Linked DNA regions of Homo sapiens: all the other regions are linked to region 1. A link is an interaction called in ENCODE POLR2A ChIA-PET data of the cell type or tissue named here. Cell type or tissue: CD4-positive, alpha-beta T cell. All regions are shown on one strand. Each heading gives the region's core, and the rest is flanking DNA. Links, peaks and the distances in the headings are about the cores only.

Region 1 (5,900 bases), core at 577-5,576:
TTAAGTTGATATGAAAGGCTTAGCAACTAAACTGGAAGGTGAGCAGGCCTCAGACTACAACATTCATTCAACACACATTTATTTCAACACTGTTCTAGGTGCTGGGGAGACAGAGAGGAACAAAGCATTGCCACTTCACTCATGGCCCTCATAGTCTAGTAGAGGGTTGAGAGATAATAAACATGGAAACCAATAAGATAATTGTAGACTGTGCGATGTTATAAAGGAAATTAATGAATGATGATGAGGCAGAGACTATGGGATAGGGGAGGGGGTATCCACACTTGAGATAGGACATATCATGTTTAATTTACATGTGTTCAGATTGTGATTACAATGGGGAAAATAAAACCCTTAAATCCTTTGGCAATCGACAAAATCACTTTATTTATAACACACTAAAGGTGTGCACCAAGACGGCTTTCCACAGGAGGTTTGAGAACCATTTTACTAGAAATGTGAAAGAGTATTTACACAACAATGTTTTAAGAGTTATTTAGGAGTAATTCTTCATGGAAATAAGAAAGTCTAGAATGAAGTCTTTCGGCTCCTCCTCAAGCAACTGACAAGCCCCTTTCCTAGGCCGGCATTAACTCTATCTACAATTCTATGTAAATATACTCTTGGTATCTGCTATGAACTGAATTGTCCCCCCAGCATCCCAATTGATATGTTGAAGCCCTAACCCCCAATGTTACTGTATCTGGAGATAGAGTCTTTAGGAGGTAATTAAGGTTAAATTAGGTAATAAGGGTGGGGTACTGATCTAATGGGATTAGCGACCTTAAAAGAAGAGACACCAAAGAGCCAGTGCTCCCTCTCTCTGTATAAGCACTACACCTGGGAAAGGCCATGTGAGGACACAGAGAGAAGGTGGCAGTCTACAAGCCAAGAAGACAGGCCTCGGAGAAAGCCAACCCTGCTGATGCCTTGATCTTGAACTCCCAGCCTCTAGAACTGTGGGACACTGTATTAACTCAGGGCCCACTGGAACAAAAATACCACCTTGTTAGATCACAGATGAGGTTGGGTCATTTTCATTGAATGCTATTCTTCCTCTAGGGTTCCTCAGTATGCCACTTGTGGACATAGCTTATGAGGAATTCTTTCAGGAACTGCAGGTATCAATCACATCTAGTTTTCTTTCCCCTCTTCACAGATAGTACACCAAATAATATCCATTAAACTGTCGTTACTTGCCATTGAAAGAGAGGCTTTTCAATGAGATGTGGTTTGCTCTAATAGCACGTCTCCTACAGGTAACAGTATCAGTACTGGCGTAAATGTGAATTAAATCATCCTTCTAAAAACAAGACATGGTTAAAATCAAACACATTTTCTCTTCTTTTCCTTAAGCCTCACACCATGCCAGGATGCCCATCATTTTCATGACACATCGAAATTTGAAAAACTTTAAAAAATTCCCTTTTCTTATTCTCTCCATTGATGTAGAATATTATAAAGTTATTGAAATCTGGTTTTCACAAAATATAATCTTTAAACTTTGAGCATCTGAATATTTTCTGGATCCCCATCATAGTTCTATCATTTACCAGCTCTGTAGCTTCCGGAAGACTATGTAGCATTTCTAAGCCTCTGTTTCTTCATCTACAGTGTGGGTTTATGGCGGGGACTAAATGAGTTTATATAGGAAAACCCGGCAAGTCGTAAGCGCTCAATAGCTGTTAATCACTACCACTACCATTATTACAACTGCTAATGTTACTGCAGTTTTTGTAACCAGCCTCCATATCGATCCTAAATCCATCAGTAACAATAACTTTCCTTAAAAAGACCATTCTCAGGCCAGATGTCTCCAAATAGCTACCAACTGTTTGTAATATCATGTCTTAATTCCTTCCAAATGATGACTGAGTAGGCTCTTCTCTGGTTGCCTGTTGCCTGCCCATTCTGTCTTCCTAGCTCATTACGAGAGAACCCACCCTTCCCAATGGCCCCGGGGCAATCCAGGTGTACATCTCTCATCTGAGCATGATTTTTTTTTTGAGACGGAGTCTCGCTCTGTGGCCCAGGCTGGAGTGCAGTGGCGTGATCTTGGCTCACTGCAAGCTCCGCCTCCCTGGTTCACGCCATTCTCCTGCCTCAGCCCCCCGAATAGCTGGGAATACAGGCGCCCGTCACCACGCCCAATTAATTTTTCTATTTTTAGTAGAGACAGGGTTTCACTGTGTTAGCCAGGATGGTCTCGATCTCCTGACCTTGTGATCCGCCCCCCTCGGCCTCCCACAGTGCTGGGATTACAAGCGTGAGCCACTGCGCCCGGCCCTGAGTATAATTATTAATACCTTCCCTTTCACTCTCAAGTGTCCTGGCATGGGTGTTACTTGTTTCCCATTTGCTTAGACTTTCTGCTCTCGGTGGAAAAACCATCACACACAGTTCACTTGCTCTCACCTTCAAGTTATTTCCCTCCTCTAGAATGCTGTACTTCCACCACTGCCAAATCGTGAACTTTCTCTCCTTCAATATCCCACTGAGAACTCACCCCCAGGATGGGACTCTGCTCACCCCGTCCTCTACTCAAGCAGAAGCCTCTCAGCGATCATGTAAATAACTGTATAACTTTAATTGGCTCTGTTTATAAGCCTCTTATATCTTTTTTTCCCTCTAGGTATTTTTCCATGTGTTTATCCTGTCTCCATTAATTTGTAATCTTCCAGAGGGCAAGGCCTGAACACAAGCTTCTGTTGGTGTAAAGTGGAGGCACAGGTAAGGCTGATTGCTAGACACTGCCGTCCTTCTTTATTAGTAATCTGTTAAAAAAAAAAAAATTCTTTGTTGTAGTGTTTTGTTAGTGATGGTCCCGAGACTGCTAACCTAATGAAAAACTATATCCAGTGTCTGCTAGTGTCCAGACAAAAGAAAATCAACAGTTACAAGCTTTTCATAACGTGAGGGGAAAGTGTGCGGATATTTTGACCCATAAGGGAATTTATGGTGTATGGAAAGCATGTTATAGAATTTGTTGCCTTTAGATTTTTATTCTTGTCTTTTCAAGGCTGCAGGACTGTCTCAGAAGGGAAATAATATTTACCTTCCAAACTGAGATCTAAAACCCGAACAAAGCCTCAGGAAACATACTCCACCACCATCTTACAAGTTTGTGCTACGGGTGGAGGGAAAATGAATCTAATGTAGGAGGCCTCCCGCTGTGCGTCTAGCAGGAAAGACCATACGGTGCAAGTCTCCAGGATCACTAGAGGGGTGGATTGTTCATTTCAGTCCAGGTAGCAACAGGAAGCCCGTGCAAATGTTCCTCTCTCACTGCGGGGCTAAGGAGTGTGGGTCCTTTCCCGCGACTACCTGCTTGCCTCTCTCAGAACCTGCAAGTGAAGTGCGGAAGATCTGTCTATCTTCTCGGCGGCGCAGAGCCCAAGGTAGAAACCGATGGAGGCGGTGCACTAGATAACATCAAAGCCCCGGGCAGGGGCCAGAAAGGGGGGCACAGGCAGCCCGGGGAATGAAGCGCCTCCCTCTAGCATTTCCTCTCACGCCCACTTCCAACCTAGGAGGCTTTTGGTTTCTGCTTTTTTGTTTTTAAAATTAAAAGTTAAACCCAGGAAGCTTTGGATCAGACTTTTGTGTTGCAGTTCGGGTAAGTTTTTCTCTCGGTTCTTTTGTCTGGCGCCTGGCTTGGGAAGAGCCTGGGCGTGGGGCAGAGTTGGCAGGGCGTGCGGGGAAGGTTTTGTCGCCGGGTTGCCCAGAGGAGGAGGGGATTCGGCCGGTGGATGGGAAAGCCCAGCGCGCGCGGAGGGCGGAGGGCGGAGGGCCGAGGGGAGGGACGAGCGGCGTGACCCGGCGGCCGGCGGGGAGGAACCTCCGGGATCTCCGCGTGGCGGTGGCGGCGGCGGCGGCGGCGGCGGCGCTGCCGGGCCGCGCGCTGGGCGGAGGGCCGGGGCCGCGGGGCCGCGCCAGGGGGGTGCCTGAGCCGGGCCCGGCCGGGCGGCCGCGTGGGAACCCGAGCCGTGGACGCAGCGGCGGGGGCGGGCAGGGTGGCGCGGGGCCCAGTGGACGCGGCTCCGGGGTGGACTTTGTGCCCTCTCCAAACTGTTCGCCAAGAAAAACGTGTGTTGAGCTTTTCAGTGACACTATCCTCCCTCGAACCCCACTTTCCCCAAGGGGGGCTCCAGAAGCGTTCACGCGGACGGTGGGGATGGAACCATAGAGAAATGGACCTCCAGGAGCCCCCTCTTTTTTGGGGGCAGAGAATGGTCACTTGCTCCTGCATTGTCCCAGGATTTTTGACAGTTGAAACTGCAGTTTACCATTCACATTCATCCTCCACATTCACCCTCTGCTTCATTTTTTTCCCACGCTGTGTTTATTTGATACATTTTGAGAAAATATATTGGATTTGCCACAAAACAAGCCTAAAGAAGCTACTTTATAGTATAGCCAGGTTTCCCTGCATCCTGATATCTGGGAAGAATTGTAGGCAGAATTAGGAAAAGAAACTGCATTTAGAAAATTCAAAAACTTACTAGGAAACTATTCTGTATTGTATATATTTCAAATAAAAGTTTAATATCGGTTTGCTGCTCAAGGAAATAGTTGAAATGTCAAAATTTACCTATCGTAATTCGAAATTGCATGTATGTTTTGTTAGAAAGTTCGTAGTAATGCTGAATCCTACATAAACATTGTGTTGACAGTATGTTGTGCTCAACAATTATTGGGTTAAACGTTATTCATTCAGTTAGCATTTTTCACTTCCAAAGTGATACAAACTTCACTCATTATCACATTACCTTTCTCCTGACAGATTAATAGCTATACGTTCACAGTTAAATGCATGTTTACTTTTGGATTCAAATAACCCAGTTGGGAAGTTACATTATATACTTTTTTGGTGATTGCAACCTATTGGATATCATTTCATTTCACAAATGAGAGATGGTTATAGCACAATGAAAATAAAAATTGCATTATTTCATCGTAGGGTTAGCATTAGTATGCTAGACATAATTGTACATGTACACAGTTGGATGATCTTTGCTTTTATAACCAAATTTACTTTGTAGTAGGCATATTTCTCCCTTTACATGATATTATTTTTGGCTACACACTCGCCATTACTGAGTATTCCATTTTTAATCATTCCCATTCTGGTGGTTTGAGCTTTTCTTAGCTCAAATGAGCCAGAGGTACGATTTCCTCAGGGGAATTTTAGGGGTCAACTCCAGCAGGAAAAACCTAGACGTCGTTATGGAAGCCCAAGGGAACAAAACAATTCAAGTTTGCACAGATGGCCAGCTGTCTTAGTGGTTGTATGGTCGTTTAGCATTTTTATTCCTTAAAAGGGGAAACCAGTTTAGTTTCATCAGGGATTTTTTTTTTTTTGCATCAATTTTGTTTCACCTTATTCCTCTCAAGTTTGAGGTGGCCCGTTAAACCAGCCACTTTTGCTTCTTGAGGTGGACCTGTGGAATTTCTGTGCCCCAAACTGCGAACGTTCTTTAGGTCTAACCCTGAAAACCTTCGTTACCCTGGTCCAGCCCCTCTTCACTGCTTTGCCATGGATTTCCACTCCTTGCTTTCTCTACTGCTTTCTAGCAGCCGGGGTCACACCTTGGTTCATGCTAATTACTCCCTCTTCCCCTTTCACGCTCTCCCCTCTTCCCTGGAGCCCGGTCCGACGACCAGCCCCGCACCCCCCTTTTCTGTCCCCGAAGTCCCCTCCCGGGTTGGCCCTATAAGCTGTCAGGCTGGCAGGCAGGGGTTAATTGCGCTCGCAGCTTCGGCACTGGGAAGCACCAGCGGGGCTTTGGAGCGGCCTCTGGAATAACCTTGGCTTTCCTCGCTCTTTTAATAGAACATCCGCCACCAAAAAGTGGTTTCAGTTCAGGGTTAACATGTCCCCTTCCACTCTCCAAACCAAC
Region 2 (5,900 bases), core at 351-5,350, 290 kb before region 1:
GCACAGAGACCTTCAGTGTCTCACTCAGTGTCACAGGTACAAGTGGCAGGGCCAAGATAGAGACTGAGGCAGTTTGGCACCAGAACTTTTCTTCTAACCACAGCCCCCGACTGCCTCCCTAAAGCATTCATTTGAATTTCTCCTGTCATCAAAGGGGGCTCAGGCTGTGGAAGGAGGGAAAACATAGGCTTAGCTCTGGCTTTGGACAGAATACGTGGCTATCTATAAGTTTCCAGAACTGAAGATCTGGAGAAAGGCTCACTAGTAGGGGAACCAGTCAACTGAGTGCCCAAGCCTAGACAATATTAAACCTTATGAATACTGGCACAGCAGGAATAGACAGGGATCATCTCAGGCCACCTGGGCTTGGTGGTCACTCTACTTAGAGGCTGTCTGATCACTGAGGAATTGAAGTGCATTGCCACAGAATACATGGTTGGTTTGCGGCCAGGTGAGGGATATACCCTTTTCTTTTTTTTTGAGATGGAGTCTTGCTCAGTCACCCAGGCTGGAGTGCAGTGGCGCGATCTCGGCTCACTGCAAGCTCCGCCTCCTGGTTTCATGCCATTCTCCTGCCTCAGCCTCCCGCGTAGCTGGGACTACAGGCGCCCGCCACCACACCCGGCTAATTTTTTGTATTTTTAGTAGAGACGGGGTTTCACTGTGTTAGCCAGGATGGTCTCGATCTACCGTGGCTTTCTTGATTCCTATTCCAGTGCTCTTTCCCCTGTTTAATACTTTCTGCCCTAACATGCATGTCTTCAACAACTCTCTAACTGGTACGCCTTGTCATCACCCTCCTATACTCCTTAAACTCCCTGCCCAATACTCTACAGCCATTAGAGTCACTCCTTATCTGCTGTCTCCAGAACACCTTTGCAAAAAGTTGTACTTTACACCTAGGAAAAAAGGCCCTTGGATATTCTATTGTCTGCACTGATTGAGGCAACGAGAAAGCTAATGGAAATAGTGGATCTTGAGATGAACAAGACATACCCCTAATTCGTAAGACACCCGAGGTCTAGTGGAAAAACAAATCCCTAAAGCAGTAGTAAAACCGCAGTCATGATAAAATGGTAAGTCTGGTGACTGGGAGGTAAAGGGGGAAGCACTGGGAAGGGCATGAAGTCCAACCTGGGCTGACCAGGGAAGGCTTCCTGGAAGAGGCGAGTGTTGAAATGCATGAGTATGAACCAGGCAAAGACTGGAGGAGACACAGAATCCCGTGGACGTAAGAAACAACATCAACGTGGAGGGAAAACCAGCAGTTTGGTGCCACTGGGGCACACATATAGAAGAGCAAAAGCCAAAGCAGGGACTGGGTCACAGAGGCCCTTGTGTGTCATTCCAAGGGTGTGGACTTTCTTCAGTCAATTGGGGGAAGCCTTAGAAAGTGTTTTCAGTAGAATAGGACATGGGGAAATGTGTTCACATAGGTTATTTAGCTTTCAGCAATGTAAAAGTGTTCACTGCATTGCAACTTTAACAAATCTAATTTTTCTTTAATTCGTATTAAATTATTTATAATTAATAAAGATCTGTTCAAGATTTAATACATTTCTGATCTTATTCTGATGTTAAATAGGACCTTTTACCCTTTCTCTTCTTTAAAAAGTTAAAAATCTAGAAAGACCTCGAGAGGTAAGTACAGTCATTTACAATCGTCTCTTTCTACTTGAAAACTTGCATGTACATGAGGTAGTTGAGGGTCCATATGATGCCAGCTTATCTGTTTATTGAGACCTAATTATAGTTAAAAATTGGATGCAGTACTTAAACAATGAGGCTTGTTAAGAACGTTGTATTGAGAATAGTAATTTCAATAATAATAAATATGATGATAATTTTGTTTTTTAATTCAATGGATGTTTAAAATTCACCATAGAGTAACAATTTAAAAATTAACTCAATACATTATTGAACTCAATACAATTGATTTTAAAAGTTATTGTTCTCTAAGCTCTAAGTAATCAAGTTTTTCTCTGTACTTCCTATATCTTAAAGCTTCTTTAAATATATATAGAGAGAGAGAGATTTGGGGAGGCATCAGAAATCTTTACCCAGAACTTCAAGGAGCCAAAACTAGTTAGAATTATATGTCAACACATCTGAAATGTCAACACATTTTTTTTTTTGCGATAATTTTCTGTGATTTGGAATCCTGATTGGGAAGTAATTTTTAGTATTCCATTTTTTTAAGTGTTTGCTTTCAAAGAGAATTTTGCCCTTGAGAGTTTCTTAAACCAGTCAAATTCTCCAAGAGTAGAAAACATGTGATACATCCAAGTTGCGTGCTTATTTCTCCAGGGTCTCAGCTTCCTCTCAGAAACGCACACTCTGGTACTGAACCTTCTGAAACTGTCAGGTTTTTTTTGCATACACGGGCTTATGTTTTCACACCAGTTCATAGATTGGGCGGAAGATGGCACTTCTGCCATCTCTATTTTGATAGAACAGAATGGCATGTGGGCGAGTGATGTGGGGGACTGGGTGTGACTCTTTGCCATCCTTATATACAGAATCAGGGTAGAGTTCCTGCGCTTCTCCTGGGGTAGGGAAGCAAGTCATGGGTGTTTTACAGCCTGACTTTCTGGTAGTTACTTTTCCAACAATAAAAAAATATTCTGGGGTGGGGTGGGGAGAGAGGAAGCAGGAAGGAGAATGAAATCTTCCATTTTAAAATTAACTAAGTTAAGATGATTTTTTTTTCTTAGGAAGAAGCAACAGGATTGTACCCACCTATAACGAGAAAGCTTAACTTACTGACATATTCTCATTGCTGAAGACTCTGTCTGAATGAGGATTTCAATCTCAAGTCTAGGATGTGATTTCATCTGGTAAATGTCTTATGGAAGGCTGAGGAGCAGCCTAATGAGGTACTGCTGAGTTGGGAGGAGGTGGGAGGAGCTGAGAGGGCTATCTGGACTCACTTCCCTCAAAATGAAACCTTGATATTTTCAAAGCTTGTGTCCCTGGAGCCCTCACTTGGGTTAGGGGGAGACCCCTGATTTTATTTATTCATGCTAGGGATGGTAATACCTTGTTCTCTAGGTCCTGGGCTTTCTAAAGAAGATTATTTTTAGCTCTAAAGTTAAATGACACATTGTTTGGGGGAGGAGGGGAGATCCTTTGATGGGGTCCTTTAAAAGAGTGCCCCACCCCCAACGCTGTCCTCTTGCCTTGGCAGGACCTCTTGGCAGGACCTGTCTGAGTACTTTGGACAAAGACAGTAAGCATCATTGCTTCTGTTTGCGGCTAGTTTTTCTTTCTGTTTCCAGGTGAAGGGGAGAGGCAGACACGGAAGAAGCGCATCTGTAGCTAAGAAAGAAATACACTGACCCCATTTCCAGTGGTTGAGCTTCTCTCCAAGTAGGTAGATGCTGGCGATGAAGACGTAGCTGAGAGAGAAGAAAGCTGCTAGACCCAAGAGGCTGAGTTTGGCAAACACAGGATACACCCAGGTACCCGTCTCAAAGTAGAGCCATAGGATGCTGCAGGAAATAAGAAGTCGTGGTGGTTATAGCAGGAGGAGAAAAACAAGCCATTTTCTCATCAGGATTAATGAGGTACTGGTACCCAGGCAGGGGAAGAGAACCCATCAGGGACGTTTGTCAACAGCTGTAGTATTCCCACAAACCTAAAGAAGTGAGGCTTTTCTGGGTAAATCAACTTGATTCAATAAGACATGCTGTTTGATGGGCTGGGCTGGGCTGTTTTACCTAATCCACTTAAATTCAACATTGGTGAAAAAATATAAGAGAACATAGGGCCAGGCACTGTGGCTCATGCCTGTAATCCCAGCACTTTGGGAGGCTGAGGGGGGTGGATCACCTGAGGTCAGGAGTTCGAGAGCAGCCTGGCCAACATGATGAAACCCCATCTCCACTAAAAATACAAAAAATTAACTGGGCATGGTGGCTCAGGCCTGTAATCCCAGCTACTAGGGAGGCGGAGGAAGAAGAATCGCTTGAACCTGGGAGGCAGAGGTTGCAGTGATCCAAGATCACGCCACTGCACTCTAGCCTGGGCAACAAGAGTGAAACTTTGTCTCAAAAACAAACAAACAAACAAACAAACAAACATAGAACCATCGTTAGCTAAAGAACTAAAGAGAGTATGTGGGAACATGAATGATCCCTTTCCCTGAGAGGTATGGCCTGCTGAGACATTGAACCTGCTATTATGGCATTGATTTTGCTGGCTCTAAGCCAGAGAAGTGGGGTTTGCTTTTTTGGATCTAAGAATCAGGTGCAGCTTTCCCTTAGCTCTCCAAGTCTGCGGGGATGAGGGAGCAGAGATAGAGCGTTATTGCCCTAACACAATATGCCTAGGATTTAACTGTCGGCCCTGATTTTCACTCATGCATATAGCCATAAATAGAGTGTTAGGCAGTAATGCATGGATTTGCAGGGAGGCTCAGATCTTGCTTATGTGAGGATAGGCTGTAAGTCATTTCTGGAAGCCGAGAGAAGGAAAAGAAATGCTAGGAGAAGAGCCATGATGTCTAAGTGAAGCCTAAAAATGCAGTTTGCTGGAAACCAACTGCACTGGAAGGTGCCAAAGTCTGAAATAACTTTAAAAAATTAAATGTGGGGAAGCTGATGCATCAGCTACAGTTCATCATTGGTTAGGAGCACAGAATCTGGAACTGGGCTTCTGTGATTCAAACCCCAGCTCTGCCACCTAGTAGCTATGTTACCTCCAGCAATTTCATCAACCTTTCTGTCCCCATCTCCTCAATGTGTAAAGTGAAGATCCAAACAGCATACACCTTCTAAGGCTGTTGTAAAGATTACGGGAGTTAACACATGTAAAAGACACAGAACAGTGCTTGGCACATTGTAATATTTGACAAGAGTTCAAAAGCTTCCATCTCCACTGAGGGATGGCACAATGGGAGTGCTCTCAGAAAGCCTTCTTTGAAGCTGCTGATCTCTTGTAGCAATTAGGATAGGCCAGGTTATGCTTCAAAAACAATATTTAAATTTGAATATCCCACGTTGTCAAAGGAATTCAGATGGAAGAATGAAATTCTGTGCTTAAACTTTCAGAAACCCAAGGGTGATCTCTGTCATTTCAAATACTTGAAGTTTGTTAAATGGTTTGTGGAAGAGTCAAGGGCTATATTCAGGACCGGGAGTAGGGTGAAGCAAGAGAGGCCCTAGGGTGTAAAACTTAAGGGATCATCTCTGCAACAAAGGACACAATAAACAGTGTGAAAAGGCAATCCATGGAATGGGAAACAATATTTCTAATCATATCTCTAATAAGGGGTTAATATCCAAAATATGTAAAATATTCCTGTAACTCAACAATAACAAAAAACCCAAATAACTCAATTAAAAATGGACAAAGGACTTGAATAGACCTTTTACAGAGAAGATACATAAAAGGCCAACAAATGCATGAAAGGATGTTCAACATCACTAATAACTAGAAGAAATGCAAATCAAAATGACAGTGAGATATTGTCTTACACTCATTAGGATGGATACTATATTTTTTTTAAAAAGACAAGATAACAAGTGTTAGTAAGGACATAGAGAAATTGGAACCCTTGTTCATTGTTGGTAGGAATGGAAGATGGTACATCTGCCTTGGAAAACTATATGGTGGTTCTCCCCAAAATTAAAATAGAATTACCATCTGATCCAGCAATTCCACTTCTGGGTACACACCCAAAAGAACTGAAAACATGGCTAACATGGTGAAACCCCATCTCTACTAAATATACAAAAAATTAGCCAGGCGTGGTGGCAGGTGCCTGTAGTCCCAGCTACTTGGGAGGCTGAGGGCAGGAGAATGGCATGAACCTGGGAGGCAGAGCTTGCAGTGATTGGAGATCGCGCCACTGCACTCCAGCCTGGGCGAGAGAATGAGACTCTATCTCAAAAAAAAAA
Region 3 (5,900 bases), core at 295-5,294, 280 kb before region 1:
CAGTGGTGCAATCTCGGCTCACTGCAAGCTCCGCTTCCTGGGTTCAGCGATTCTCCTGCCTCACCCTCCCGAGTAGCTGGGTTTACAGGCGTGCGCCACCATGCCCAGCTAATTTTTGTATTTTTTGTAAAGACAGGGTTTCACCATGTTGGTCAGGATGGTCTCAAACTCCTGACCTTGTGATCCGCCCACCTCAGCCTCCCAAAGTGCTGGGATTACAAGCATGAGCCACCATGGCCAGCCTAGAGTTCTTTAAGATATGCGTTCCATGGATGCATTACAGGATGCCCACAGTGATTCTTACCTGCATGGCTACTTCTCATGGCAGGACAAAGAAGGTATATGGCATAGAAAATAAACAGTTTCAAGTAGATAGGGCTAGGAGTTTGGAGTCAGTGAGGAGCTCTGAATGTACTCCAAAAAGTTGCATCACTTAGTTCACTTTGTTTACTTTATATAGTTGAAATTAGGGCTTCTGAATTCCCATGCACATTTATGTAAGATAGTCTATAAATAAGGACATCCCCCCAGAGGCTTGGAAAATTTCTGTTTACTTCATGTTTGTTTCCTTCAGCATAAGGCTTGTAAAAGAAAGTTCCCGAGGTAAGCTAATGAATTGTGTACTTTCACAGATAAAGTGTAAGGAAAGTTATAGGTGTGGTACCTGACAGTAGGAAAATTAACAGAGATACAGAGTATGAGGCAAGATGATAGTAATTTACCAAGGGTACTCAGCAGAGAGGCGTGAATGAGGACAGAGTCACACTGTTAGTTGACATCACTTCTTTATGGCTTGCCTGAATATGAGGGGAAGGTGGGAAGAGAGAGGGGAAAGAAGAAGGAAGGAAGGAAGGAAGGACGGAAAGAAGGAAGGAAGGGAGGCAGGGAGGGAGGGAGGTAGGTAGGGAGGGAGGGAGGGAGGGAGGGAGGGAACTTTGCATTCAACATGTCTTCTATTTCAGCCAATGTCAGCCCTCCATTCAATCTTGCCCCCAAGTTTGATCCCATGAAATCATATCTATACTAAACTTCCTTCTAAATGTTTCTTCAGCGCACACATTTCACAATCTTCCTTCAGCCTCCTTCATTCCATTTGGGTTTCTGTCATTGTCTACCAACTAGGCTTTCTTGCTCCTTTCAACCCACTTCCCCTATTGCAAGCCATCAGTAATCCGGTAATCTTCCTAAAAGCGAGCTCTGTCCACAGCCCTCCCCTGCCTGCAGTGAATCCCAGGATCCCAGCTGCTTACCTGGCCTGGCCATGCCCCGCTTCCATCTGGAGATCTGCAGTCCATCCATATTGAACCCCTTTGTTTCTTGAGTGAACTGAGCGCTGCAGTTTCTTGGCTTTCACACCTGCTGTTGTCTTCACTGGGTACACCTCTGACCTTTTTGTTTCCTGGAACCTACTTCTCTTTGCCCTGTGTCTGGCTGAATCTTACTCACGCTTCAAATCTCAGCTTAAAAGTCTATTTCTCTAGAAAAGATTTCCTGAAGCTCTCTCCCCCAACCCTGATTCGGGTAAATGCTTACGCCAGGTGCTTCCTCCACCCTGGAACTTACCTTTGTTACTTATTTGATTGTTTTTCTCACTAGCTTGAAAGCTCTGCAGGGGCAGGGACTGTCTCTGTCAGGCACATTTATTTGCCAAGTGCCCAAAATGCAGCAGGTTCTTTGAATTTTGAAATGAATGGCTGTGTTGGGTGGCTCTGTAGGACACTGCTATGGACGGCTCTCAGTCGCCTGACTCACCAAGACCACCACAGGCTCTGGAAATTTGGAAATGTACCCAGTGGCCTTTCAAGTTTTGGTTAATCTCACTTTACTAATACTTTGAAGAGGCCAATGACGTTGCCCCTCAGTTCAAAGAGCAATTTCACATCTTTCTTGAGCCATCTGCTACGTGAACCTCTGTGAGTTGGACTGGGTGGGCACCAAATGGCAGCCAAAAATTAATCTTTTAGGGTCTCCTTATCCTAAATCTTAGAGCATTATAATGGCTGTCAAGAAATTCATAACTTCTGCGTCTTATCAGTAGAGAAATACCGACGTCTGTGGGTGGCAGATAAACAGATAACGGAGTTTTGTGGGCTTTGGGCATATAATTCTTTCTTTCGGTGTTAACCCTCAGGTCACGTCTTTCCAGCCCAGGAGAATAAATCAAACAGAAAGAGTCAGGAGAAACTGCAAGGCTAGAGTGTTAGTCAAATAGTTTACCTAGATGTTGAGGTGTCGGCAGTGATGAGAGTCATTGGGGTGGCAACCTCATCACGGCATTTAGAGCTGTTGCCCAACCCCTCCCTGAGACACCCCCTTCCAGTTTGAAGCCTCTCTGCCTTCAGGGCCCATGGTTTTCTAACTTCCTGCCCTTCTACTACCTGGTAATTCCTTGCTACCTTTGCTGCTCCTTCCCCCTCCTGTCCCTGAGAGGAGGGCCTTTCCCTGGTGTTTGCTTCTTACTTATCTTCCCTCTCTCCTCTCTCTCTTTCCAGCAATCTTGTCACTCCACGAGGGTTCAACTAGCTGCATCTCCTCAGCCCCATCTTTCTTGAGACTGCAGGGTCTGAATTTCTGAATGGAAATTCCTCCAGGCAGGTGATTCTCAATCTTGTCTCAAAATTAGAATTGACTTGAGGGCCTTAAAAATTCCAATGCTGAGGGCATATCCTGAACCAATTAAACCAGAGTATTTTTGAAATGAGACCTAGATATGGGATATTAAACTGACTGTTTTACTTATACCCAAGACGATTACTTTCACAATTCATTTTCATCTATCAATGGAATCACCATTTTTCTTGTCTACTAACTTAAAATTTTTAGAATTATCCTAATTTTTCCTTTTCATTTGTGTGGTACATGTCAATCAATCCATAAAACCTATTCTGTTGTTTCAACAATGTGTCTCAGGCATGTCTCTCATTTCTGATTCTACAGTTTTACTCTCTTCATGCCGTTATTATTTCTGATTTCTGTTACAGGCATTTTGGTTGAATAAGAACTAAGGTTTGAACAGGAAAGATGAGAAGAGCAGGAGATGAGATACCCTCTCCTCTCCTAGTCCTCCACCTCCATCCCTCTTCAGTTTGGATCCTGGCTGGGCTGGACCCCGCATGTTGACAACAAGGATGTGTTGTGTGGCATCTTTTTAATTAATTTTCATATATGAATTTACAGGTAGGGTAAGGATTTCTTCTGTGGAAAATGGTGCTGAGATTCCAATCCCTGCTGAGTTGAGGTTATAAAGCTATGGTTGACCTGGATGATCTCAGTTGAAGGTCATATTTTGGAAACGGTAACAGTGGCTCTGGTAGGGAGTTCACAACATGGTTGGTTCTGAGCAGGACCAACCATGTGTTAGGGAAAATATTTATTCAATAGAAAAATGAATAAAAACCAGAAAGAGAAGAAGAGAATTGCTGATTCTGGAAATGGCAAGGTGGCTGGTCCTGGAACTCAGCTTAGTCCACCCCTTGGCAGTTTTTAATGTATTCTCAGGGTAAGATGTGTACATGTATTTGTAAATGAGGCATGAATTTAAAGAACTGTTACTTCTGGGAACCCAGGAAGCTTTGCTGAGGGATCTTACCCTGGAGAGCACAGTATAAAAGAAAGTAATTCTCTCTCTTGCCTCATAGCAACTACTTTGGGGAAGGGACTTTACAAACATCTGCCCCAAGGCTGGGTGACAGCTGCATATCTGTGCAGTGTTTGTACGGGGCATGCAATACTTTACACACTAGCAGGGACACCTGCAGCATCAGTAGGTTTCTGGTCTACCAAGAGCAGTGTGATGATGCACTCCAGGCCAGCTGGGGTGGTTGCTGTGGCGAGTAACATTGTTAATTCTACCAACACAGGGGGCTGATGGGTAAATGACACTGTTGGCATCAGCAGTGGGCATGGTGTGCTAACCCTTAACACTGTGCCAGGTGGGGATGTTGGACCCAGTGGGGATTACAGTTTTGCTATCTGTGTGTAAGAACAATGCTCAGAACAGTGTGCAGCATGGGTTGTGCAGTGCACGACAGGGGCATGTGTGAGCACTCAGCAGATTATTGGAACTCCTTGGAAAACTGGACCAAGACCTCCAAGGCAGAAGGGTGCTTGGGGATATCACTGGAACTGTGAAATAACCATACATAAAAACTAAGACATTGTGATCAAAGTACATAATGTGCTGGCTAGTTTTTATTTTTATATTGGTTTATATTTTATTTTGTTTCCCATCTCTTGTCACTCCAACTTATTTGAAGCACTATTGTCAAGAATGACATTTTAAAGCATAATTTGCTGGCCAAGTTACAAATACTGCTCACCCTTGCTTCCACTCCAAACAAACAAACAAACAACAGCAACAACAAATGCTCCCATTTTCTATACTATGTCCAACATCCTCTAGTCTGCCATCTGCAAGCCTTCATGAGTGGGTAGTTCCAGGGATATTTCTCATTAGTCTCTTTCACAAACAGGTCCAGCAAAGAGAATTACTGACCCTTGCTCTCACGCTTTCTGCACTCTCCTGGCCTTGGGACTGTGCTCCTTTTGTTTACCTTCTCTCATTTTTTCTAGCTCCAATCCTGCCGGTCCTTCAGGGCTCAGATCCAATGCATGCCTTCCACAGTGCCCTTCCCACACCGCTCAGCTGGATGCAAACTCTTCCTTTTCTGTGGCTCCTTGTGTTTTTTTTATGAGGTTTTACCACTTTCCATCTTCTGCACTTATAATTTGTATGCATGGGTCATCTCCACTTATTAAGGATAAACCCCCTGCAGGCTGAAGCTTGGCCTGATATAACATTGCTTTTCTGGGCAGGACCAACCATGTGTTAGGGAAAATATTTATTCAATAAAAGAAAGAATAAAAACCAGCAGAAGGAACATTTCTATTTTTTTGCTCCTCACCACTGCCTCAGGGAGAACTAGGTGAGGTGTTTTGGGGTAGGAGAGAAGGGAGAAATAAGTGAGCTACCATATTTAAAGGTGACTAATGCTTTCCAAAGGAAATGAAAGCTTTGCAGTCATTACTATTTTGCAAAGCTTTATTTTCCCACTTAGGGGAGAGCTCTTCAATTTTGCAATCTGAAAAATAACTAAAAGCAACCACCACATGTAAGGCGGTCCCCACGGTCTCAGGAACTATTTTTAGGTCATTTGAACATGGTTTCGGCGGTGAAATGCTTCTCCAGCTCAGCTTCAGTGCCGTTTTCCTGACTCATGTTCGTTTCTCACGCTCCCTCTGGCCCGAGCCCATGCTCTTTACCTCATTCGTGTTATGCCATTTCCCCATTTGACTGTCCAAACTGGCACATCTGACAGTGGGCCCATAGCCACTTCCCTAAAACGTCTCCATGGGTGTCTGCAGTTTGTAGAACTTCATGGCCATCTGTGGCTGTGAGGAGCCAGGGGCCCTGGAAACTGCGTAAGGGTGGGGTTGGCAGGCACCAAAGAGTCTGAGCTCCTCTAACCAGGGCGTGAGCAGAAATAGAGATGCTTCCATCAACAGGATCACATCAAACACCCTCCTTTAAGTGTCTATATTTGATTTGTTCTAGCAAAAATGGGGCTTAGTGGACCAAATACCAACTTAGCATTTTTCATGAAGGACGAAATCCCAAACCACCTCAGCTCCCCACTGGGCACTGGGGCTCACCCAGTCACGTTCCTGCTGGTGACAGGTCTCCATCCCTTCCCTCCACTCCCTTCATTACCAGTACTTTAATGTCTAATCCAAGCACATAGAGCTGGGAACAACACGTGAAAGATTTCAAAGTGCAGAGCTAGGTCAAGCTTTGTGCATGCCCATCCATCCAGCATTTAGCTGAATGGTTTTGCACACACTGGGAATTGAACAAATACCTGGCCATGTAAACACAGTGGAAAGACAACTGGATTTGGAGA

Evidence for each region. ChIA-PET counts read pairs that join two places held together with the same protein. Peaks named below come from ENCODE experiments on the same cell type or tissue, not always from the same donor. Only the 100,000 strongest peaks of a DNase experiment are listed, where the experiment ranks them.
Region 2: POLR2A ChIA-PET joins it to region 1 with 10 read pairs; 10 of 35 experiments call an interaction of 5 or more read pairs at or near these places.
Region 3: POLR2A ChIA-PET joins it to region 1 with 18 read pairs; 10 of 35 experiments call an interaction of 5 or more read pairs at or near these places.

Annotation. Positions count from the first base shown.
Region 1 is chr6:12,005,260-12,011,159 of GRCh38, forward strand. It overlaps a transcript of HIVEP1 not described here. Among named protein-coding and RNA genes, the nearest start is that of HIVEP1, 4.1 kb to the right of the region's middle. RefSeq lists a silencer at 3,911-4,030 and an enhancer at 5,104-5,648. In CD4-positive, alpha-beta T cell, for the core only: no CTCF peak of the experiment used is centred there; DNase peaks (open chromatin) are centred at 3,442 and 3,782; H3K4me3 peaks cover 2,696 bases; H3K27ac peaks cover 2,591 bases.
Region 2 is chr6:11,720,010-11,725,909 of GRCh38, forward strand. ADTRP (androgen dependent TFPI regulating protein) reads right to left here. Exons shown (of 6, transcript NM_032744.4): 5 at 3,340-3,491. Among named protein-coding and RNA genes, the nearest start is that of ADTRP, 56 kb to the right of the region's middle. RefSeq lists an enhancer at 2,205-3,404. In CD4-positive, alpha-beta T cell, for the core only: no CTCF peak of the experiment used is centred there; a DNase peak (open chromatin) is centred at 2,432; H3K27ac peaks cover 711 bases.
Region 3 is chr6:11,727,077-11,732,976 of GRCh38, forward strand. The region is part of intron 4 of ADTRP (androgen dependent TFPI regulating protein); the gene reads right to left. It overlaps LOC124901258 (a long non-coding RNA gene), which reads left to right and starts at 89. Exons shown (of 2, transcript XR_007059452.1): 1 at 89-338; 2 at 2,982-4,171. RefSeq lists enhancers at 2,458-2,627, 5,012-5,311, 5,592-5,681 and a cis regulatory region at 2,543. In CD4-positive, alpha-beta T cell, for the core only: no CTCF peak of the experiment used is centred there; DNase peaks (open chromatin) are centred at 1,515, 2,255, 3,795 and 5,235; H3K4me3 peaks cover 1,807 bases; H3K27ac peaks cover 3,444 bases.